3 separate regions of the Mus musculus genome follow, and all the other regions are linked to region 1. Evidence: chromatin loops called from intact Hi-C (ENCODE). Cell type or tissue: left cerebral cortex. All regions are shown on one strand.

Evidence for each region. Peaks named below come from ENCODE experiments on the same cell type or tissue, not always from the same donor. Only the 100,000 strongest peaks of a DNase experiment are listed, where the experiment ranks them.
Region 2: a loop joins it to region 1, with 2.2 times the contacts of the local background. A loop is called at or near these places in 4 of 42 quality-filtered maps.
Region 3: a loop joins it to region 1, with 6 times the contacts of the local background. A loop is called at or near these places in 3 of 42 quality-filtered maps.

The regions. Positions count from the first base shown.
Region 1 is chr11:54,351,302-54,359,301 of GRCm38, reverse strand. It overlaps Acsl6 (acyl-CoA synthetase long-chain family member 6), which reads right to left. Exons shown (of 21, transcript NM_001033598.1): 19 at 7,179-7,280; 20 at 6,240-6,311. Among named protein-coding and RNA genes, the nearest start is that of Gm12224, 10 kb to the right of the region's middle. In left cerebral cortex, CTCF peaks have their summits at 1,755 (motif pointing right), 2,439 (motif pointing left) and 4,490; DNase peaks (open chromatin) are centred at 4,501, 5,855 and 7,333; H3K27ac peaks cover 768 bases.
Region 2 is chr11:54,432,893-54,440,892 of GRCm38, reverse strand. It overlaps Fnip1 (folliculin interacting protein 1), which reads right to left and starts at 2,714. Exons shown (of 18, transcript NM_173753.4): 1 at 2,505-2,714. The coding sequence starts at 2,596. It overlaps LOC115487771 (a long non-coding RNA gene), which reads right to left and starts at 2,498. Exons shown (of 2, transcript XR_003949675.1): 1 at 1,986-2,498; 2 at 1-1,262. In left cerebral cortex, no CTCF peak of the experiment used is centred here; DNase peaks (open chromatin) are centred at 2,249, 2,763, 3,340 and 4,213; H3K4me3 peaks cover 2,999 bases; H3K27ac peaks cover 1,817 bases.
Region 3 is chr11:54,262,337-54,270,336 of GRCm38, reverse strand. Il3 (interleukin 3) reads left to right here and starts at 3,058. Exons shown (of 5, transcript NM_010556.4): 1 at 3,058-3,251; 2 at 3,348-3,389; 3 at 4,383-4,478; 4 at 4,614-4,655; 5 at 4,778-5,252. The coding sequence starts at 3,087. The coding sequence ends at 4,933. It overlaps LOC115487722 (a long non-coding RNA gene), which reads right to left and starts at 6,723. Exons shown (of 3, transcript XR_003949552.1): 1 at 6,667-6,723; 2 at 2,366-2,534. In left cerebral cortex, CTCF peaks have their summits at 5,579 and 6,737; DNase peaks (open chromatin) are centred at 942, 4,259 and 5,578.

The sequences.
Region 1 (8,000 bases):
AAATCAAGTGATCTCTGCAGAGGTAATGCACTTATTAAAGAGTTCTAACACGTATTTTAAAAATCACATCAAAGTGTGTGTGTTAAAATACACAGAGAACCAGGTATAGTTTAGGGTAACTAATGTTCATTGAGCACCTACAGGGTGTACTATGTTTTACACCAGGGATACAAGGAGAAACAAGTAGCGCTTACTCACATGGAACCTACAATCCAACGAGAGGTGTTAGTATTTGGCAGACCTGTGCAGGGATGAGCGCCGGGGGGGGGGGACTACAGCTGCTCCTCCAATCTCCCTGCCCCACTTCCCCCGTGCTAACAGAAACCTGACTTAGTTGGGCCCAGAATCCGTACCATGACTGTCCTGTTCTCTGATTTCTCAGCTCTGCTTTGCAGCTAGAGGACAGCCATAAGATCCATATCTGGTTACTAGTCTAGAAAAAAATTCTTCCCTAATTAAAAAGTTCAAGCACAGCTACTTCTATTTCCTCTCCCCTTTCTTCCTTGAATGTGAGCAATGTTGAGAGTTACTGCAGCCACCTCACCACCATGGATTGAAAAGCCAACACACTAAGGGTTGAGAGAAGTGGAGAGACAGGAAAAGTCCGTGTCTTTGAGGACCTGTACCTACCTGGGATCATCCATCTTTCCACTTATGCAAAGAAGGAAAACCCAATAGACTGGGAGTGGGGTTTTTCTGTGTGAGTTGGCATTTCTTTCTGATACACCACAGACCCTAGGCTTGGCAGAGTTTGCGCTGTGTTTCCTTATTATGTTTCTCTTCATTGCTGTGACCAAAATACCTGACAGAATCAGTTTAAAGGGAGACCAATATCTCTGGCTCATGGTTTCAGAGGGATTGAGTTCCTCATGGCAGGGAGGCCGACACAATGGCTCCATCAGTGGCAATGGGAGGGAGGCTGCAACTTGTTCACATGGTGGTGGATGGAAAGCAGAGAGATTAGAACAAGAGGGGTTTGCTCAAAGACTTCTGGGACCTGCTTCCTTCAGTCAGGTCTCACTTCTTAAAAGATCCGTGACTTTTTCAAGATAGTGCTACAGGTTGGAAACTGAGAGCTCAAAACATGATCCTGTGAGAGACAAGGTTCTTTAAATAGGTATATGTGAGCTGAACGGTGGAGAGTAAGCGTTAAGTTAGCCAGCTGTAGACAGCCAGGGACAGGGTGGAGTGGTCCTATTGGAAGCGTGTGCTCAGGCAGAGGCAGTGATGTTCAAATCTCTGCAGCCTGTTACAGATGTGATACATGTGACATAGAAGAGGATGGGTCTGGAAAGAATGGCCATATTGGAAAGAGCAGTATACATTGCTAGCAAGTTTGGACATGACTCTCGACATGGAAAATTAAGCCCGAATGGCTCTTTGGAAAGATGACTCTTAAGATGGATCAAGGGGCTAGGAAGATGTCTCTGATATTAACAGTACAGCATCCTAGCAGGTGGCTATTTAGAGGTGACAAAGAATTCTTTGCTCAAAAACTCCATTATATCCACTGAATTTTTTTTACATACACAACCCCCCCAAAAAAACCTTAAGACAAAAAAATTGTCTAATTTTCAGTGTATTAAAAAAGGAGTCTTATTGTTCATTTATGTCCATGAAACTGGCTTTCCAAATTTATCCATCCGTCCATTTGTCTGTCCATCCATTCATCTATCTATTTATCTATCTATTTTATGTGCATGGGTGTTTTGCTTGCATGTATGTCTGTGCGATATGTGCATGCAGTGCCTGTGGAGACCAGAAGAGGGCATCATATTTTTTGAAACTGGAGTTACAGACAGTTGTGAGCCTCCATGCAGGTGCTGGGAATCAAAACCAGGTTCTCTGGAAGAATAACAACTTTTCTTAACCACTAAGCCACCTTTCCAAGTCCATTTGTATGTATGTACATACGTATGTATGTATGTATGCATGCATGTATCTATGTACATACATATGGATGAATATAAGTAGTTTTGAGACAGGTATCTCTCATTGTGCATCACTAGTTGACCTGCAACTCACTATGTAGACTCACAGGGAATCCACCTGCCTCTGTCTCCTGAGTTTACTACCATGCCTGGGTCTTTCCAACTTTTAATAAATTTTATAGAAGAAATAGAAAGAGAATGCCTGACATTAGCTTAGACTTCTATATTGAAACTTGTCATTGAAATGAGATTTATAGAACTTTCATTAAAAAAAAAAAAAAGATAGCATTTAAACATTGCATTGGAAAGTAAGACCTCCAAAGCCTCCAGTTATGTTATTTCACAAGACCATGAACTTTCCAGGGGCTGGAGAGATAGTTCCTTGGTTAAGAGCATTGGCTCCTTTTCCAGAGAACCCGGGTTCCATGACCAGTACCCACTTGGAAGCTCATAACCATCTGCAATTTCATACCCAGAGGATCTGACGCCCTCTGCTGACCTCCAAGGGAACTGCACATACGTGGTACATGGACATATTCAGGCAAAACACCCATACCCATAAAATAAAGAAATGTAAAAACTCAGAAACTTAAAAAAGCAACAACAAAAACAAACTTTTGTATTCTGAAGATTTTCAAAGGTATTGACTCGAGTTTGCTTGTAGATAATAAACAAAATAAATAAATAAATCATTTAAGATGAAAGATGGAAAGAAAGATAAGCATATCCATGAATCAGGGAAATGATAAAAGCATCTCTAAACTGATTCCACAAGTATCCATTTCAATGAGAAGCAACACAATATGACTAAGGAGAAGGTTACTGGTTAGAAGCTGAAAAATCTACATGTCAAACTTCATTCTGTATTGTCTATGCAAATTAGTGAGCCATTCAAATATCAAGAACATTATTAATTCACAATTAAATGTGCTCAAGTATATGCTAGTCATCTACTTGTTACTAGGACAGTTTAAGTGTATCCTATTTATTTATTTATTTATTAATCTACTCATTTAGATATGCATCTTCTAAAGATCTCTGTCAATTACTAATGGCTGACCTATTTCTTAGAATTGCATGTTTCTGGAATTTATGCCACAGTAAATCCATTTTTGTTTTCTAACTCAAAGTTTAGTACAAGCAACCCAGCCCGGTAACCCTGAACTCCTAAAGTTTATACAGGATAACGTAAACGCTGGATGTAGTTAGGTCATTCTTCATGTGTTTAGAGCTAATCCTTCAAGGCTGGACAGGTGGCTCAGCAGGTAAGAGCACTTACTGCTCTTGCAGAGGACAGTGGCTTGGTTCCCAGCACCTCACAACCATTCTGGGGATGTGGGGTCATCTTCTGGCCTCTGAGGGCAGCATACATTCACGTAGTGCACTTAAATACATGCAGGCGAGCCACCTGTAAAAATAGGGCTAATCCTTAATAGCTTCCCCCTCTCCCTTGAGACAAAAATCTCACTACACAGCCCTGGGTTGGCCCTGAGTCTCTGCTCCTCCTCCTGTCTTAGCCTCCCCAGAGAGGGGATGGCAAGTGCGGGCCACTATCATTGGTTGATGGTTTTTGTGCGGGCCACTATCATTGGTTGATGGTTTTTGTGCGGGCCACTATCATTGGTTGATGGTTTTTTTTTGTGCGGGCCACTATCATTGGTTGATGATTTTTGTGCGGGCTACTATCATTGGTTGATGGTTTTGGGGTTTGTTTGCTTTGTTTGTTCGCTTGAGACGAGGTCTTAGAGCCTCAGTTGGTCTGGAGCTTGCTTTGTAGTTGGGACAGCTTTGAATTTCTGATCTCTCTACATCTACTTTCCTCGCGCTGGGGTTATATACACTGCCTCCATGCCTAGTGGACGTGGTGCTGGGTGTCAAATCCAGGGCTACATTCTCGGCAACGACTTGCCAGTTAAACCACACCCCCAGCCTCTGGCCACTTAATTTTGAAAAGGGAAAAGACCAAGGCAAACATGGACTGTGGATCAATTGGGGCAACCTCTGTGAGGGACAGCCTGTGTCCGGAGTGCACCTTCCTCTGGACAGGAGTCCTGCCATTCGTCAGCAGAGGCTCCGTGTGTGTGTGTGTGTGTGTGTGTGTGTGTGTGTGTGTGTGTGTGTGTGTGTCTTGGGGTGGCATAAAGCAATGAGGACAGAATGACAGAGAAGACCAAGAGGTGACAACTTTGGCAATGACACCGAAGACCTCTGGGATGCCACATGACTTTCCTGCATCTGAGGTTACCATGGTGAGGGCAGATTATTAGAGCAGAAACTACACAGGCACAGGGAAACTCAAGGACTCTCTTTCCTCATTAGTGTTCTAACCAAAGGCAATGGAGAACACTGCGATTTTAAGGTTCCTAAAATAATCTTAAGGAAATAAATGTCACACACACACACACACACACACACACACACACACACACACACACACATTCTCTCTCCCCTCTCTCTCTTCCTCCCTCCCTCCTCCCCGCCCCCAATTTCATTTTAGTTTTTAATCTGTGTCCCGTGTAGGTTATACATCTCAGCACCAACAGATGGCGTACAGAGCTTGGGAATTCACAAGGATGTCACCAGGTGCAGCCCCAGCTGGTCCTTCAAATTGCCCCAGGATACAGGGTCTGGAACCACTCAGGGGTAGCCCCTGAACCACATGACCACATGTGATCCAGCCACACAGATCCCCATTAAGGACAGACCACACAATACGTTCTACCACATTTGGAAATTGAAATAACCATAGCGGCAAATATGGACCTTCTACTCTGAAAAGTACCAATTAGCCACCGTGCTTTGGAGTCGAGCTTTAGCCAGCCTGAAACACTTAACTGACAAGCAAAAGTTGGTTTCTCAAATTGGTTAGATTTAAACATCTGTTCCAAGAGGAAAACAATCTTAAACACTTAAAACCGTAGCTGGATATGGTAGTTAGCTCACACCTGTAATCCTAACATTTGGGAGGCTGTGACAGGAGAATTGCAGCAAGTTCAAGACCAGCCTGGGCTACATAAGAAGTAGCAGGCCAGCCTGCTCTGACCTGAAACCACTATAGCATGAGACCCTGTCCAAAGCCAAGCAACACAACAATAAAAAAAGAAACCTTTGTGCATAAACATATTTTGATTCAGATTAAACATAAGAATTTTACACTTAAAAACAACTTTAAAATTAGTTGTAGGCTATCATCAAAACTGCATTTAAAATTTAAAACTTCTTATAAGCCTTGCAGATCCCTCATACTATATTTTTTGGGCGATTTTGATAGAAAACATGTTTGTTTGTTTGTTTGTTTGTTTTTTAGACAGGGTCTCTCTACAGAGCCCTTGCTGTTCTGGAACTATGTAGATCAGGATTGCTTTGAATTCAAAGAGTCGCCTCCCACATGCTGGGATTAAAGACATGTGTCACCAAACCCTTTGAAAAAGCAGTTATTGAAAAAAAATTTTGTTTACCCCCCCTCTTTTTTTCTTTCTTTCTGTGTGTGTATGTGTGTAAACAAGCATTCGTGCAGAACACACATGCATGTACAAATACACACATACATGTGTGGAGTTCAGAGGTCAACTTTCAGGAGTTGGTCCTCTTCTCCCATTATATGGGGCACAGGAACTGAACTCAGGTCATCTGGTGTGACAGCAGGCACCATTACTTGCTGATCTATGTTGCTGTCCCCAGAGAACAATTATGGATGCTGATAAAAGACAATTATCTCAAAGTCCAAAGGATAAAATTTTTATTAGCGTGTTACTATTTTCTACTTGGAACCTTCCTCTCTTTGGCTTTTACTTAAGAGTACAGATGCTAGCAGGGAGGTGGACTGAGCATGCTCAGTCCTGAGCCCAGCTACAGAGAGTCTCAGAGGAACTGAGTGTCCTTTGTTTGCAGGGGCTTTGTTTCTTTCTCCTTTGCAGAAAGGCCACTGGGCTGATAGTGTCCTCTTAGCAAGTAAGCTTGCCTGCAGCTGCTAAGACAGCAGTGCCCATAAAAGTAAAAATAAGGTAGGGTGCTTGGGAGCCTGACCGGCCCACATGATCTCTCGGGGACAGCAAGGCTTCTATTTCGGCCTTATGATCGCCTGCGGTTGTAAGGGCAACGAGCAACAGCCTTACTTACTTGTCCAGCGACCTCATTTAGCTCAGGAGCGGGAGGTGTCAGTTGGCTCACAACAGCCCTTCAGGGGGTCTTTGTGTGTGTAGCCTTCTGGTTGGCCACATACCAGGCAGGGAAAGAGGCCAGGTCAGGGTCAACATGCTTCTATGTAACATGGGGGCGGGGGGTGGGTGGGTGAGAAAGGTCAGTTACCTGTTCAAAAGAATGCAGTCCGCTTTCTTTCCCCAGCATCACCATGTCATCCAGAATGGCTTTCTTCAATTCCTGAATTGAACCATGTAAGTGAAACAATAACACATTTCAAATCAGGGAGGGGGGGCGGTGCAGATAGAGGGAACAAAGTTTTGAATTAAGGTCAACCAGTGAGAGAGACACATAGGTCTCTTCTCTATTGAGGGTAACCTGGTGCCATGCCAATCTATACCTCTCTCCGGGAGAGAAAGGGAGGCAAATGGCCCAAGAGGTCACTGTGGGTGGGTTAGGGCATGCTTTGTTTAAAGTGGTCTGTTGGTCAGCGTGGAAGTGCTGTCACTCCTATGCAAGCTTGGGCTCAGGGCAGGGAGAGTAGAACCAGAGATGCCAGCCTGCATCTGCTGCTGAAACACAGAACAGCAACTCTCCCTAGATGTCAAGACAATTCCATGATGGAGCGGTGGGTGCTTTAATCGGAAAGAGCTGTGTACTGTTTCCATCTTATCTATACCTGTTAACCCAGTACACATGAGATCCACCTTTCCTTGGCAAGGGGCAGAGAGCCTGTGTTCACATCTGACTCTGCCATGAACCAGCTGTGTGGTCTGGGACAAATCACCTCCTCTTAGACAGCTCCCTTCCAAGCTATGGGGCAGTGGGGTTAGATAAACTTTGTGTGATGGCTCCTGGTCCCAAGAACCAAATGTTTTACTCTGTTTTTGTTTGTTTGTTTGTTTGTTTTTTGTTTTTAAAGAAAGCAGGGAGGTCTTCAATAACCACAAAAGGGCAAATCTCTGCTTTGGGGTTCCTACAATGTTTAAAGTAATACCAGACACATCTTATGCATTTAGATTTCACGGTCGTCAGCTTTTCTGTCCTCTTGTTAGGTGACTTATAAAATGCTCAGCAGCCTGTCGGGAGCCACCTTGGGGTACAGACCTTTTTCATGCAGAGTTCCTGATAGGTCCCTTCGATTCCTTTCTTCTGAGCCCAGGAAGGCATGACTTCAGGGTCAGGCACGACAATGCCAACCAAAAAGGCCTACAAAGCCCACCAGAAAAGCACAGTCATGATAAAGGCTTTTAGAGCTCTCATTTGTGGTCCAGCAGTAAAAATAATCTCTCGGCATTCTCAGACTCCACCCTTTCCTAAAAATAAGTCTACAGTTATGAAACATTTGTTCAGAGGTTATAAAACACTTCCACTAATGTGCTACATGGTCCTGACTGATCACGTCTGACATGGGCCTGATCAGTGGTTAAGTATTTGATTAGCTTGCCTGAGGCCCTGAGTTCGAGCTCCAGTTCCAAAAACCAAAAATTAAATACACTCCTACACACACACACACACACATGCACACTACTGATATAACCCCAGATTTTCATGCCAACCTCAGATCTGCACGTCTTGGAGGGTGCTAATCTAACTTGATTGATCCCAATTCTGTGAGCCCAAACATTTCCCAGAACTTCCAAACGACTTCCAATTTATTCATGAAGAACTGTTTTAAAGTTTTTGGTTATTTTCTTTAAAAGTGATTTAAGGTTTAATTATATAAACAAATATGCACAGGATAGAATAGAGTCAGTAATTCTGATACCATAGGATATCTTTTTGGTTTTTCTGACCGTGACCTAAATGATATTGACAGCAAATGTTTTAATACTGATAAGCAATATTATCATCAGTAACATTCCTTGCATTACTATATTAATTTACCTGCACAATTGATTTGCATATTAAAATTGAAACAACAGTGCT
Region 2 (8,000 bases), 82 kb before region 1:
AAACAAGTATGTTTGAAGAAGTTTGGGAACTTTTTAAAAAATTAAATAAAACTCTGCACATGAGCCAGCAGCTCTACTGCTCAGTATCTATACCCAGAAGAAACAAAAATTATTTCTAATTAAAGATCTATACACAAATATTCACAGAAGAATTGCTCAAGTATCTTTTATCTGAGGAGTGAATAAACAAATTGTGAGTTGGACAGATGACCAAATGGTTAAAGTGCTCGCCCAGCAAGTGTGAGGACTGGGAGTTCAGATCCCCAGAAATCCAGAAATGCCAGGAGGGCATTCCCTGTCACTTGTCAGTCCAGGTCCATTAAGGCAAAGCAAGATGGTTTGCCAGAGCAAGCTGGGTAGCAAGATCAGAATCATAGGAACCTCTGGGTTTGACTACAAGACCCTGACTCAATAAGTAAGATGGAAGGTCAGTCCAAGTAACATCAAATTCAGCGAGCACACGCGTGCACACACGCAAAAGAATAAATACACATGAGAGAGAGGGAGAGAGAGAGAGCGAGAGAGCCCAAGAGCAAAAACAAAAGGTATGCTATATCTGTACAATAAATCACCTACTTAAAAGATGAATGGAACTACTAAAAAGGCAACATCGTAGATACATCTCAATAAACATTATTGTGGGTAAAAAGAAGCCAGACATGTGGCTATGGAAGTCATAAAATCACATTTATATGAAATGTTCAAAAAGCCAAAATATAACAAAAGAAAGCAGACCAAATTGTTCTTGGGTGAAAGGGGGTTAAGGACTGTGGAAAAGGAGGGAGCACAAGCTGACAGAACGAATGGTTGTGAAGGTTCAGTGGAGTGCTGAGTATAAACTGTGTTTGTCTGTCAGCCCTCATGGGACAGTAACCTTCCCCGTGTATTCATCTTTTATTGTATTTTAATTATATATCAAGGAAATTTTAAAAGCTGGATTAATTAGATCTCAAGTCACTAGGTATGTGATCCAGAATTCTCATTTTCTCACATTACACTTGTACACATCTTGTTTTCAAAGCAAGTTTTCACGATGAACTGCAGGTATTGGGCTTCCACGCTGGAAAAAGGATTATAAAGTCATCTCTACATTGCTACTTGCTCTATCTCACAAGGTTACTGTGAAATGAGATAACTGATGGGAAAGTTCTTTGGCAGCAGTAAAGTCTTACACAACCATATAGAACACTTACTCAAAAAGTAGATTTTGGTCACATTAACAAATTGAGACTCTTGTAATCTTGGTTACCCAAAGTCAGTCTCTGCACAGAAATAGAAACAGTGGTCTATTCAAATGTTATCTTTTAAATCTCTCTCCAGAGGCTGCTTCCCGGGTCTCTGGTTTTCCTAGGTGTCCCGGTGTATTATCTGGTGTTATCTGCACTTTCGCTTTTCAAAGGAAAAACAACTGTCAGATGACTACGGCACAAGACATTTACTTCCCATTACGAAGAAAAGCCACTGCCATGAAAATTCTTTTGTTAAGCTTGTTTCCAAAACGGTAACTGACCTTTTTCTCCCATTAAATATCAGTTAAATTACTTGCCATTTGATATTCAATCTCACACATTGTTTCCTGATGGGATCTGTATTATTGACAGCGTGGATAATTTGAAAAATATTAAAGCCTCTAAGACTTATGTAGTGCAGTCATCTGATACTTGGGCTTGCTGCAAAATTTGACACTGTTTCCCTTTTACTATTACTGTACAACTGAGTTCTCGGCCATACAGCCAAGTTTGTCTGATATGTGACATTTGGCCTAGTTACATGCGAAAGTTTCCATAGCGCATTATGGAAGACAAAACAATATCTTCTTCAAATACAATTCCACGGCTGAATTTAACCATTGAGCTAAGCTTCTATATATCTGACAATTCTAAAAAGTTACTGTACCAGCAACAGGTACTGCAATCAGAAAGAAACAAAGCATGCAATCACAAACAAACACACACACACACACACACACACACACACACAGCTACCGTTTTCCATTTGCAAGAAACTCCTTTTCAGTAACAGGTGTAAGAAGGGAAAGAAAATTCGACAGTAAGTTCTACCGCAAGTCCTCCTCGAGTCTGGTCAGTAGTAACCCTAACCACTTCGGTTTCGCATTTCTCCTTCGATAACACTAAGGTCGCTCGGCAAGAGAACTGCACAGCTCCAATTTTAGTTTCCAAGAAGCCTGACAGACCGCCAGCCTGCCCACTCGCTCCTCCAGCCTCCTCAGTGCTCCGCAGGTTGGCCGAACGCGCGACAGTCTGCACAAAGCCACCCGAGGGCTGCGGATCACAGGGAGACAGCAGCTCCCGGCCGGGCCCCGGAGGCCTGCGGTGAGGTCGCAGCCCGGGCAGCGTGCGGACCGACAGCCTCCCGAGGCCGCCGTGCTGGGGCTGGGGACGCGGCGCGTGGCGCGGGCGGGGCATAAACAGCCTAGCGAAGAGGGCAGGGGACCGCACGCCCCGCCCGAGGCCGCGACCCCTCGGGGGCCCGCGACGCCTCACCTGAACGCGCAGTCCGGGTCGCGGGCGTCTCGTCCCGGCGCGCCTAATCCGCTCCGCTTGCTGAAGAGCTTCTGGAACAGGGTGGGGGCCATGCTGGCCGCCGCAAGACTGGGGTCGCTCGGCTGGGAGCTCGCAGGAGGCCCCCCGCTCCTACCGCCACCCCGCCACCCCCATGGGCGCCTCAGTCATATGACAGAAATTAGTCACTTCAAACGGCCACGGCGCGCGGGGCGGAGCGCGAGATTGAGGTCGCGGCGATTGGCTGGCGACGAGCCGTATCACGTGGCAGCAAACTGAGCGGGGGGCGGGGTGGGGGTGGGGAGGCGGGGCCGCCTGCCATTGGCTGGCTCACGGGTCCGTCACGCGGCCTCTCACGGGGCGGGGCGTGCGAGGGCGCGCGCGGCTGGGTGGCAAGAGAAAGCCTCTGGGACCCAGGCCCGCCTCTGACCCTCCCAAACTGCTAGGGCTCTAGGAGGAGACCTAGGTCTGTGACTTGAGGTGCGGTTTCCATTGACGCCCGCACTTAGTCTCTAGGAAGATCTAGCGACTGGGGGCTCAGGCTCGATCTCCTTGGTAACCAAAAAGATCACAAGCAAAACCAAGAGAGGCAAGCAGCCGTAAAAAAAAAAAAAAAAAAAAAAAAAAAAAAAAGACATCTATCTAAAAATATCTAACCCTTTATGCTAAGTATTTAGAATTTGAAAGACTGCGGTTAAAGAGCTCAGTAGTTAGAGGCCCTGGGTTTGATCCTCATCACCAAACAAGAAGTTTAGCAAAATGTCTAAGAGAGACAATCAGAACTTCCATGAAACAAAGCTGTATATCTTTAATATCTGGGTATGAGGAAAGGAGGAACTGTAACATTGTTACCAAATGGCAAGACTGCTCTCAAAACGGAAAATACAGCTCACGAACATCCTTCCAGTCTTATCAAACCATCAGTGTTCAGATCAAATTCGTCATCCGTTTACCAGGATGAGGGATTTCGTACAGTGGAATGAAGTTCTCTGAGAAATGTGGATGAATGTGGGGAAATACTGGTGTATGTTTGCAAGGGTAGACAAAGACGCTTGAGAATTTCACTTAGCTAGACATAGGAACCAAATCTTTAAGAAGTTGTCAGCTGATCTGCAGTTGAAAAAAAATAAATAAGTAGCCCTTATTTACATGGGAAAAAGAAAAAATGCCGGGCAGTGGTGGCACACGTCTTTAATCCCAGTACTTGGGAGGCAGAGGCAGGCAGATTTCTGAGTTCAAGGTCAGCCTGGTCTACAGAGTGAGTTCCAGGACAGCCAGGGCTACACAGAAAGATCCTGTCTCGAAAAAACAAAACAAGAAAACAAAACAAAAGAATAAAAGAAAAATTAGCAGGATATTTTTATATCGTTAATAATTTATCACTGGTCAGCATGTTGAGCTGTTACAACATGTTACAAAGTCTCATGTTACAAGACTTTTTTATATTTATTGAGACAGGGTCTCTTGCTGGCCTGGAGCTCACCAAGTAGTGTAGGATGACCTTTCTGCTTCATCTTCTTTGACAGCACAAGAATCACAACCTTGCATTCCTTTGCCCATCCTTGAAGTAGATTCTGGGAATGGAATGCAGGTCTTCTTGTTCACACAGCAAGCACTTCATCTCCAGAGCTGCCTTCTGAAGGTGTTGGAGGAGGAGGGAGAAGTCTCCAGTTCACTCTCCTGTCTCCACCGCTCCAGTACACAAGACATTTAAAAAGCACTAATTATAGATAACTAAAACGAGAATTTGCAGCCAAGCAGTGGTGGCATACACTCTTAATCTCAACACTCTGGAGGCAGAAGAGGGTGGATCTCTGTGAGTTTGAGACTAGCCTGGTCTACAGAGTGAGCTTCAGGACAGCCATGGCTACACAGGGAATCAAAAAATAAATTTGCTCATTGCACAAATTTAAGTTCTGTATACTGGGGATCAACATTAACAACAGAAAAGTTAATTTTATAAGCAAGAAGACTGTAAATGGTAAGGTAATTGCAGAAAGTGATTAGTGTTACGCAATTAATGAACTAAACAATGAAATTATGTCACAGGAAGGTCTTTCTGAGAATGTAGTGCAATAGTTAGATTTTATTCATAGGTCCTTTGTAAACTGCTCATTTCAAAAGTTCCTGGGTATGGTGGTTTGAATAAAAATGGATCCCATAAGTTCATACTCTTGAATGCTTGGTCACCAGAGAGTGGGACTGTTTGAAAGGATTACAAGGATTAGGGGATGTGGCCTTTTTAGAATAGGTGTGGCCTTGTTGGAGAAAGTGTATCACTGGAGTTTGCTTTGAGGTTTCAAAAAGGCCACACAAGGACCAGTGCGCTCTCTCTCTCTCTCTCTCTCTCTCTCTCTCTCTCTCTCTCCCTCTCTCTCTCTCTGCCTGCAGATAAAGATGTAGCACCATGCCTGCTATGCACTATGATCCCAGCCATGATAAAGGACTAAGCCTCTGAAACTGTAAGCAAGCTCCCAATTAAATATTTTCTAACAGTTCCCATGATCATGATGTCTCTTCACAGTGATAGAACAGTGAAATTTTTTTCAAGGAAAATATTTGTGACATTTTTAAATATAGGAAAAAAACCCCATACATCTGCTAAGTCAGTGTGTGAGCTGCTGACGTTTCTTGTTTTTATACACATTAGATAAAAGTGAGTAGAATCAGACTCACGCTTCTACTGGACACTGGAGCAAAGATTCTTAAGGACAAGAGGCTGTCCATGGCTGGCACAGAGATGAATCTTTCCAGGTTCCCTCAGAAGGAAGTTTCCGAATACAGTAACCTCATGTGCCTTCATCTTGGGAAAAAATTACTTCATGGGTGATCATAGATATTAATAGTAGGAGAAGCATTGCTGCTTGCATAAGACATGCTTTATTTTAGTGTTCTCCACTCATGCAGTTGCTTCATGTCTGAATGCTCAGTCTTGAAAGTACAGAGAAAAACCAAATGTATTTGCTACTGTTCATCACATTTCCCTTATACCTCAACATAATGCTACAATAGCAGAGTGAAAACCCTGAAAGGATACAGATTTATAATAAGGCATACTATACAGAAGCGTTTATTTACCCTGCTATTTAATATGATCCATTGTCATAGAGAAGCTGAGGTGTCTTGAAAGCAAGCTCTTTATATTTAGGGAAGAGTCAAGCAGGGATAGAGAAAATATAACAGTTTTTATCTAGTCATTCATGCTATTGTACATGAATGTGGAACAATGAGTTAGAAGTATTAAAAATAAGCCTAGAAGTTTCAGTCTCTGCCAAACTGGTCTCTGTCCATCAGCTTCAAGACCATCCTTCTTTGACTGGGTATGGTGATGCACAACTTTAATCTCAGCGCTCAGGAGGCAGAGGCAGGTGGACCGCTGTTGAGTTGAGTCCAGCCTTGCCTACATAGAAGTTCCAGGACAAATAGAGTCACATAGTGACTTAAAAAGACAAGAAAAAAAATTCTGAAAATATAAATGGCAGAGGTAGTCTTCGCTGTACATATCTGCTGCTTGTCTGACATAGGAAATGGGCTAATAAAACTATAATCTGGCTCCTTTAACCACCGTGCTAATAAACTTGGATTCAGTTGTCTAAATCAGTCTGAAAGAAAACTTTCACTGATTAACATCTCAGAGTAATCAGTCCATTTATACAGACTTGAGTCGACTCAATTCTTAAAACGCTTAAGCCAGCTATTTTGTGGCTATATGACAAGAAAGTGGCAGTGGTTTGACGTTCAAGAAGGAATAAACCTTGGTTTGTTTGCAAGCATCCCTGGTGTCCTTCCTACTTCAGCCTGTTTGAGGCTCTGAGGAGACAGTGTTGAGAGAGAGTCCCCATTGGGAATTTACTTCTTAATGGGAGGAAACCAAATGCCTGCAGGTGGTGATAGGAGCTACAGCAGAAACCGAAGGGGTGGAAGAAAAACTTAGGAGGCAGCCATGGAAAAGATGGTAAAGAACACTCTGAGGGAAAGAAGACAATGTGCGGAGGCTCGGCAGAAGCAATAGGTTTGGTTTGAAGAGAAGGGAAGCCAGACTCTGGACAGGAACATGAGCTTGCATGTGGGTAGAAAAATACAAGGGGCCAGATTATCTAAATCATGGTTCTTTGCAAATCACGGGAAGGAGGTTAGGAGTGGTGGGAGAGGCTGGTTATGTAGCTCAGTGGTACAGTGCGTGTGTGAAGTCATAGGGTCAATCCCTGGCACTGCAAAAGAGTAAATGATAATTCTGTGTAAACAGCCCTACTTAGACTCCGTGGATCACAGGAAAATAGAAAAAAAAACAGTAACACAACATGAAAATTGAAGAAATTGTTGGGAAGAAGTTCAGCATGTGTGGGAAGGAATAGGAAGGAGTAGTGGAGAATGAAAAGTGACCAAATGCATCACCTTCACCTAGGAGACTGTCAAAGAGTGACGCAATGCATGAGTGATGGAAGCTGTTGAGTAAGGTTAAAATAGGAAAGGGCCATGACCCAGCTCATGAGTCCAGTCTGGCTATTATGTAGAAAAGTTATTATAGAAGAGAAGGAACGGAAGGAGGGCGCCTGTGTTGGTGGAGGGCTGATAGTGTTTACTGGTGTTGCTTTGGAGATGCAGGTGAAGTACGTTCTAATGGAGGAAAATCAAATATATTGCCAACATTAAAAAAAAAACTTTAGTTTTAATTTTTCTCTTTAAATGGTGAGATGGGTCTATAGTTAAGAGCACTAGCTGTTCTTCCAGAGGACCTGGGTTAGATTTTCAACATGCACATGACAGGGAACCACCACCTGGAAGTTTAGTTCCAGGGGATCTGATGCCCTTTTCTGGCCTCTGTGGGCACATCATGGACATCATGATATACAGGCATTCGTATATGCTGCAATCAAAACACTGACACATATAATAAAATAAAGATAAAAATCTTTTTATTCATTCTTTATAAATTTCACATCATGTACTCATCTCCCCATCCTTCATATTTGCCCTCTGCCCTTGCAACCTTCTCCCAAAAGAAGATACAAAAGTAAATAAACAAAACATAAAAAGCATCCTGTAAAAACTGTAGTGTGTCACAGTGTGTCCCACAGTATACCTTTTTGTACACACACCTTCACTTGCAAAGAGTCATAGGTCTAGTTTGAGGCCTCTGGCTTCTGCTACACTATCAATACTGGATCCTTACCGGGACTCCTCTCAGATATCCTGTTGTTGCCCTGTGTCATGGAGATCATGCAGCTTTGGACTGCAGGGTCGGACTTTTCATGCTCACAGAACATGCTCTAACAGTTCAGAGATGAGGCAGATGTTGGAGTGGGCCAACTCAAAGCCCTGGATCTGGCCCTGGATGGGAGCTGATTTGGCCAATCTACCAATCCTCCTGCACCAACACCACAAGGGTGAGCTTTCCAACACAGCAGCAGCCAGGTCACCCAAAACTGCAGGCTCAGCTCTCCTGCTTTCATGAGCTCCAGGCCCGCTCACCGCACT
Region 3 (8,000 bases), 89 kb after region 1:
CAGTACTGCCTCATTGGCCCATCATGAAGAATAAGGCAATTAACCATGACAAGGACTTTGCTCTTGGCACTTTATAAACTTAGACAACACTCAGTGCTATCTGGATCTCTCCATTAGCACCAGAACCTCCCTCAGGTCCAGTGGAGTCCCTCAACCCCTTTACTAACAGTTTTCCAATGTTTCAGCTGTTGTCTCAAACTAGACAAAGCTTCCTGGGACACTTTGCTATATCTTCCTCTTGCAATCAACCCACGTGTCTCAATACTACTCGCATGAAGTTTCGTTCCCTTCAATAAACTATTATTTTTAGAGATTTATTTACTATTATATCTAAGTGCACTGTAGCTGTCTTCAGACTCACCAGAAGAGGGTGTCAGATCTCATTACGGATGGTTGTGAGCCACCATGTGGTTGCTGGGATTTGAACTCAGGACCTTTGGAAGAGTAGTCAGTGCTCTTAACCACTGAGCCATCTCTCTAGCTCCTCCCTTCAATAAACTTTATAATTACTTTCATTGATTAAAAGTGTTGATACTAGCATTTGAGATAGCTTCTTGTCATGTTGCTCAAGTTCCTTCAAATTCCTGGACTCACACAATCCTCCTGCCTCTGAGTGACTAGGAGTATAGGTATGCAGCCATATCTAGCTTAGTATCATGTTTCAAAGAAGGAACAAACCTACTAATGCCAATGATTTCTCTTCCCCTTTTTTCTTAAAAAAAAAAAAGTTTCTTTTGTATGAGTCGTATATGTGGTGCACACACACACATATGTATGTGGGTACATATGCAGTATATGTTAGTGTGTGCTGTATGCATACACGTGTACATACATGTGAGAACCCTGTAATCCTACTCTCTCTGGCTTACAGTGCTGGGGTTTATAGGCACACATGGCTATGCCCGGCTTTTTATGTGGGTGTTGAAGATTCACATACTCTAACCCATTGGCCATCTTCCCAGCCAATTACTTTTTTTAAAATCACTAGTGTATATTCATAGTACAAGAGGGACAGTCATTATGGCATTTTCACAAATGTAGATCATAAACCTTGCTTGTACTCTACTCCCCCATTGCCCCATGCTTCCCATTGCTGCTGCTGGTGTTTCCTCACTACAACACAAAACTGGGAGTTTTAAGGAGGCAGATGCTACATGTAAAAGTGTTTGGTCGCCACAGCTTTAAAATTCATTGTTTTGAGTTTTCTCAGCAAAAGCTTGTTTACACAAAAATAGACATTTTTCCTTAATGAGGGATCGCATAGGACATGCTTCCATCCCCAAGGTGCTTACACTAAAAGTAACAGCAAGCAACAATGGAGAGGTCAAGAAACAAACCCTGGTCTCTAGGGTCCAGGGGCCTCTTCTGAGTCCCAGTCACTGGTAGATTTAAATCAGAGCTTCTTGTGTGCTACAGAGGGTCTTGTCAAAATGAAAGTCTGAAAGCCAAGAGTGTGGTGCTGACCCTGCAGGCCCGAGGACCACTAGAAAAGGAACAGAGCATTAGTCTGCCTTTCCCTCGAGGCTGAGGTCTGTCCTATCTATGGTTCCTGCACACAGCAATTACTTAACATAAGTTATTTGATGAGTAATGCCTCCTGGGCACCCAAACTGGTTCCCAAACCCCCAAATGCTCCCTAGTGAGATTCCCCTTAAGTGTAGAGTATGCTCTGAGCTGGATCCAGGAGTCCAGTCTCCTAGTACAAGGTCTGCTTGGCTGGACCTGGAGTATACAGGCCATAGACAGCATCTCTTCAATCAGTCTTTGTCCCCCTTGATGTCTCACCCTTATCTTTCACCATATTTGCTTCTGCTTTGAAGACAGAAGCACCCAGTTTCCCCTGCCTCAGCATAACGTGCTAACCTTCATCGTCTTACGCTGATCACATCACACCACAACCCGACCCAAACCCTGGTTTCTCTACCATGCTCTGCTTCCCTGCACCCCAGCCCAGTCATCTTAAAGAAATATTTAGCCAGCCTCATCACACCCATCTTTTACCAAAACTTCATCTGGCTCCCTATTGTGTGCTGTGGCCTGCCAACCTGTCCCATGGAGAAGGGGGCTAGTGTCCCCTGGCTCTCCTCCCTCCTGGCCTCCCTACTTTCTCCCTAGCTGTGGTTTCTCAGGTCCTTTGAGAACTTCCCCTAACTGTCCCTGTTTTCTTCCCACCTCTGCAGGCCTGATCTGCAGGCAGGCTCCCATCACATTCATGCTCCAGGGCCGACTGGGATATAAATCCCTCAATATGGCTTTCCTTCAGGGCAATGCTCTCCTCTCTTCACTTGCACTCCCTGTTTAGACTTGGCTATACCACCTGCTAAACCATCCCACAGCTTCCAGGAATACTATTCTCGAGGCCCACCTTTGTCCTTAGGTCCCCAGTCCTAATTGCCTGGGTTATCAGAAGGATACCCTAGTGTTTGCAGCCATATCTCCATCGAGGGTTTTGTCCTCTGGATGTGGGCCTTCATGCATTGCCTTACTGCACTCAGACTAGGCCAATGAAAGGGTGAGCTGAACTCCATATCCACCTGCAAAGAATAAGAGTCAACGGGAAAGCTGCCTAGAGATACACTTAGCTCTGGCTACCACCAGCCAGACGACTAGCCCACACATGGAAGTTTAACCATGTGCCAGAATGCCTACCAAGTTCAAGTCTGCTCCAGTGACTCTGGTGACTACCTCTATCAGGTAGGGTGTACAGTCACCACATAGGCTGTACAGTCAGGGTCAAGTTTGTGCAAGGGATGGTAGGATGAGATTCCACTGCATAGAAAGCCCAAGCTGGCTCAGAGCCAGGCTACTTCCTCCCACAACCTGTTTCCACTCCGTCCATCTCTATGACAAAGGAAGAAGATGGCCTTTGAATAAGCAGTCTTTCTTCCCATGTCGATAATCTTGAGTACTAGAAAGTGATGAATAAGTTTGTGGTTTGCTATGGAGGTTCCATGTCAGATAAAGCTGCTTCTGATGCCTGCCCTCCCCCCTGCCCCGCCGGGCCCCGCCCCACCCCTCTCTGAATACATATAAGGTGAAGGCTCCTGTGGCTTCTTCAGAACCCCTTGGAGGACCAGAACGAGACAATGGTTCTTGCCAGCTCTACCACCAGCATCCACACCATGCTGCTCCTGCTCCTGATGCTCTTCCACCTGGGACTCCAAGCTTCAATCAGTGGCCGGGATACCCACCGTTTAACCAGAACGTTGAATTGCAGCTCTATTGTCAAGGAGATTATAGGGAAGCTCCCAGTGAGTAACTGGCTGAGGTTGGCCTGGTGCAGGCCGGCTCCAACAGGTGCCTCAAGCCAGTGAGCCTCATGATTCTTTCTTTCTATGTCCTCACAGGAACCTGAACTCAAAACTGATGATGAAGGACCCTCTCTGAGGGTAAGAGCCCTGCTTTGGGATATTCTTGGGTTCCATCTATCTCCTGCCTGGGTGACTTCAGCCATCACTCCACGATGCCTTGCTTCCATTTTTGCATCTATCTCAGTGGGGTTATTAAGGAAATCATCAGATGACTCTCAAGCCTCAGTATATACCTCAGTCAGCTGCAATAATGAAAGTTACCTTTTAGGATATACAATGAAGACAGCTGTGGGTGAACCCTGCCTGCTGCAGGCCTCTGGCTCCACTTTCAGTGGGGATGCCATTGCCCTCTGTGACTTTTGTGTCTTTTGCTTTTCTTCCTCCTCCAAAACTGAAGTTTGTGTTTTCTACTTCCGCCAGCCCCAGACATTACTATTTGTAGTTATTTTCCTAGTTTGATACAATAGTTATGTCTTGTTTTTATTTGTTTGGACCTAACATGAAGTTCTTTGCAAGAGTGCTGAATGTCTATATTTCCCCTCCCTAGGAACATGTTGGAGCCTATAGGATTTTCTTCTAGGTATCGAGAAATTCTTAATTAAATTAAAGCATTGGCCTGGGTTTTTGGCATCTTGGTATTTTCCTTGGCCAACCTTCTGCCTTTTCTAGAGCTTTTCTGGAGGGATGTGTTTTCCTCAAGTACAGACAAATCTGCTTAGATCCTTCACACAGCTCACAGGCTGCCAGGAGTTAAGACCTGGTGCTTGGGAGAAACAGGCCCTTGTCTGAGATATACACTAGCTTTTAGCCCCAGGATAATGAAGGGACAGGAATAAGGCTGTTCAAAGAAATCTCAAATAGCAGGCACACTTCCCTAGCTCTGATCTCTCCAGCTCTCACTTCCCAACTCTCACCTCCCCAGCTCTTTCCTTTCCAGTTCTCACCTCCCTGGCTCTCACCTCTCTGGATCTCATCTCCCTGGCTCTCAACTCCCAAGCTCTTTCATTTCCAGTTCTCACCTCCCAGCTCTCACATCCCTGGGCCTTACATAAAGATTTCTTGCCCTCTTAGAATAAGAGCTTTCGGAGAGTAAACCTGTCCAAATTCGTGGAAAGCCAAGGAGAAGTGGATCCTGAGGACAGATACGTTATCAAGTCCAATCTTCAGGTGTGTGGAGCTGCAGAGGGTTGGGGGTGGGGGGTGGGGCTCCGTGCCTTTACCTTTCCCAGCATTTTTGGAGAGGAAAGTAGGGCCTTCTCCACTTTAGGAGGGATCTGACTATGCCTTGGTGTCTCTCCACAGAAACTTAACTGTTGCCTGCCTACATCTGCGAATGACTCTGCGGTAAGCTGCCCTTCCCCCACGTGTTTAGCAGGCTGTGCCCTTGCCCATGACCAGACTTATAGTTTGCTGTGGCCCGCAGCAACATGTTCACATCTAATGCCTTCTTTTCTGGTTCCTCACAGCTGCCAGGGGTCTTCATTCGAGATCTGGATGACTTTCGGAAGAAACTGAGATTCTACATGGTCCACCTTAACGATCTGGAGACAGTGCTAACCTCTAGACCACCTCAGCCCGCATCTGGCTCCGTCTCTCCTAACCGTGGAACCGTGGAATGTTAAAACAGCAGGCAGAGCACCTAAAGTCTGAATGTTCCTCATGGCCCATGGTCAAAAGGATTTTACATTCCTTTATGCCATCAAATGTCTTATCAATTTATCTACTTTCTGAAATTTACAACTCTCCTTTGGCTTTACCTAATTATGTTCCTATTTTATTCCATTAAGGCTATTTATTTATGTATTTATGTATTTATTTATTTATTGCCTTCTGTGATGTGAGTATATCTGTTTTAGCTGAGGAGGAGTTTCTCCAAAGAAAATTCCAAGGAAGACTGGGGCCATGTTCATTTGTCCCTTGTGGAAATAAATAACTTTGAACAAATGGGTTTGGTTTCGTCCAGTTTCTTGAGGAGTTTGGATTGATCTCTGTAACAGTCCTAGAGGATACTTGTCCGGACATCACATGCGGCTACACAGCATGCAACATGTATCAGATCTTGGTCTGGACATTTAACCTTTACTATTTAATCTACTCTTCACTCCAAACCAGAATGTGTGATCTCTGTTTTATGGGACTACAGAAGTCCAGTTTGGCAAAGTTAGACCAAGTAAATGCAGCTTCTAACTAGTGCCCCCCTCTAGGACTTCATTCAGGCTTGGCGCCTGAGAACATGCTGAAATCCATTAGAATGCCTCCCCTAGTGGTCATACTTAGAACTGCAGCAGTGTCCCTAACACTTCCTGTAGTGGAAATCTATCCACTACCACCATCATCTGAGCTCCCAACTAACTGGCAGGACTCTCTGAGGGTGCAGGTTACTCAGACAAAGAAATCTCACTTTTTCCAGAAGTTTCCATGTCTGCCTAGGCTTCTGGCTTCTCTTGGTTGATTTATTCTCCCTACCTCGTGCCTGACTCCAGACTGACCTTGGGATTCATGACTTATTGAGCCGGATTGAGCTTTAAAAAGGCGTCTTTGAGCCTTAACCTTAAATCGTTAGAGGACTTACCTATGGGCTTGCCTGTATCCTAAGGCTGTCATATGGGACGCGCCCTCACCTTTTGCTTGTGTTTCCTCACGGTTATCAACGCTGTGGGAGCTCCAGCAAACAAAAGTGCTGTGGCTTTCCAGACCTTCCCCCTCCCTTTCTTTCTACCTAAACTTTCAGCCACCTTCAGCTCAGTCCCACTGTAGGGTTCCTACTGTCTGGTTCTGGATTGTCCAAGATGACCCATGACAGGGCTTTCCTCTAAAAGGGAAGGATAGGGAGGGGACCACAAGAAGGACAACCATATGGTGTCTTGGTTGCAGAAAACAGCCTGAATGGTGGGGTCTGGGATACCACCAATGTGGGAATTCAGTCTACCATCAGACTCTGGTACTGTGTGCCTCCCAGCCCGGCTCCCTGAACCCTGCCCGGTGGTGCCTGGTGAATCCTCTAGCCTTGGAGCCAGCTGGGACAAGGGGCCAAATGAGCCTTCTTTTTCTGTCACCACACTAGGGAATAGTATCCTCCCTGATTCCTCAAGAGCCCCATAAGGCAGCTTTGGGTACTGACATCAGATCCTGGGGCTCATTTCCCTTTATTTTTCTTTTCTATCTTTATCTCTTTAGGCTCCCAGTGAGGAACAGCCCAGTTGTTGAAGATGTAGGAGGAAGTGGGCAGTTTATCTGCCACTAGCTCAGAAATGCATTCTTCTATGTACCTCTCCCAAATAGACTTTTAAATTCCCAAAGAAATAAACCTCTCCTCTCCCTGCCCCCACTCCTCTTCTTCCCCAGCCTCACTCACCTGAATGCTTGGGATGCTCACAGGGCTGAGAAGTCAGAGGTTTGTTTCTGCAGTTCGTGAAATGACCACTAGAGGAAGAAAATGCCCCTAGTCTTAGGGTTCACTTAGGTGCTGTGGGGGAAGATGGGTCTAATATGTTCAGTTAACTTGGATTCTAGACTAGATTCCCCAATTCTCCTGGGTATCCACTTCACCCACTTGCCTTCACTCATGAACTTTTGTGCCTGGTCCTATTCCATCCTAGCTGAAACAGCATCTGTGCTTTATTTCATGCCCCATGCAGAGTCATAGCTCATCCTCAGCCTCGCCTCCCTCTAGGGTCCTGCTACCTGCTGCCCCGTCCAGCCGTGCTTCCCCAGTAACGAGTCCACATAGTAACAAGACCCAGTGTCAGTGGTGAGCTGAGACCACCATACTGACTCATGGAACCAATTGTTCAATGTTTAAAAAGAAATTCCAGAACATTCTGGGCAAGGTGGTAGATTAGAAGCTGAAGTTCGTGCATAGATGAAAACTAGGTTAAAAGCACAATAGCTCTATTCATATAGAAAAGGAAATATGTTTAAAGAAAACAGAAATAAGCCGAGGTGGGAGTTTCTCCACAAAGGAGCCAAGCCACTGGTATCAGCCACAACTCTGCTCCTGCTGGTCAACTGCAAATTAAGTATAGGTGGACACCTCGGGAGCTGGAAAGAGGGGTCCAGGCTCTGGAAATGCAGCCAAAGGCTGGATAAGGCATGCACAGATTTTGGCTGGTGCAACCCAGAGACCCAAGGCTGAAGACCAGGAGATATTGCCAGAGAAGACACTGCCTGGTGAGCCACCTTGAACTGTGAGAGTATGCTGTGGGAGCTGTTACGGTGCCCTGATGGCGCACAAAGGTAAGCTCATGTGTGTGGGCCTCATACACTTCCAGAGTCTGCCACCCAAAACCCAATCTTTAAGACACCAGAGGCAAAGTTGTAGCCTGCAGCAGCAGGCCCCAGAGCAGGGAATTCTGGCAGAGTGATCTTTAGTGGTAGAGATGTTTCTCTTTGGGAAGGACACTGACTTAGCTTGTTTGAATTACTGAGACTAGTAGCCCCCTCCCTACATGTGGAGACTGATAGGCCCACAGTTCTTACTTCTGCAGTAGTTTCTTCTTGGACTTCACACCTGTGCCTTTTCTCTTTTCATCCTTAACTGTTACCTCCTCCTTCTCCATTTCTTCCATGCTTCTATTTCACCAGTTACATACTGATATCCTTAGCTCTAACAGAAACGATAAACTACACTTTCCCCAGACACAAACATGTTGTGTCTAAACCTTATCAGAGACAACCCCAAAGTACACA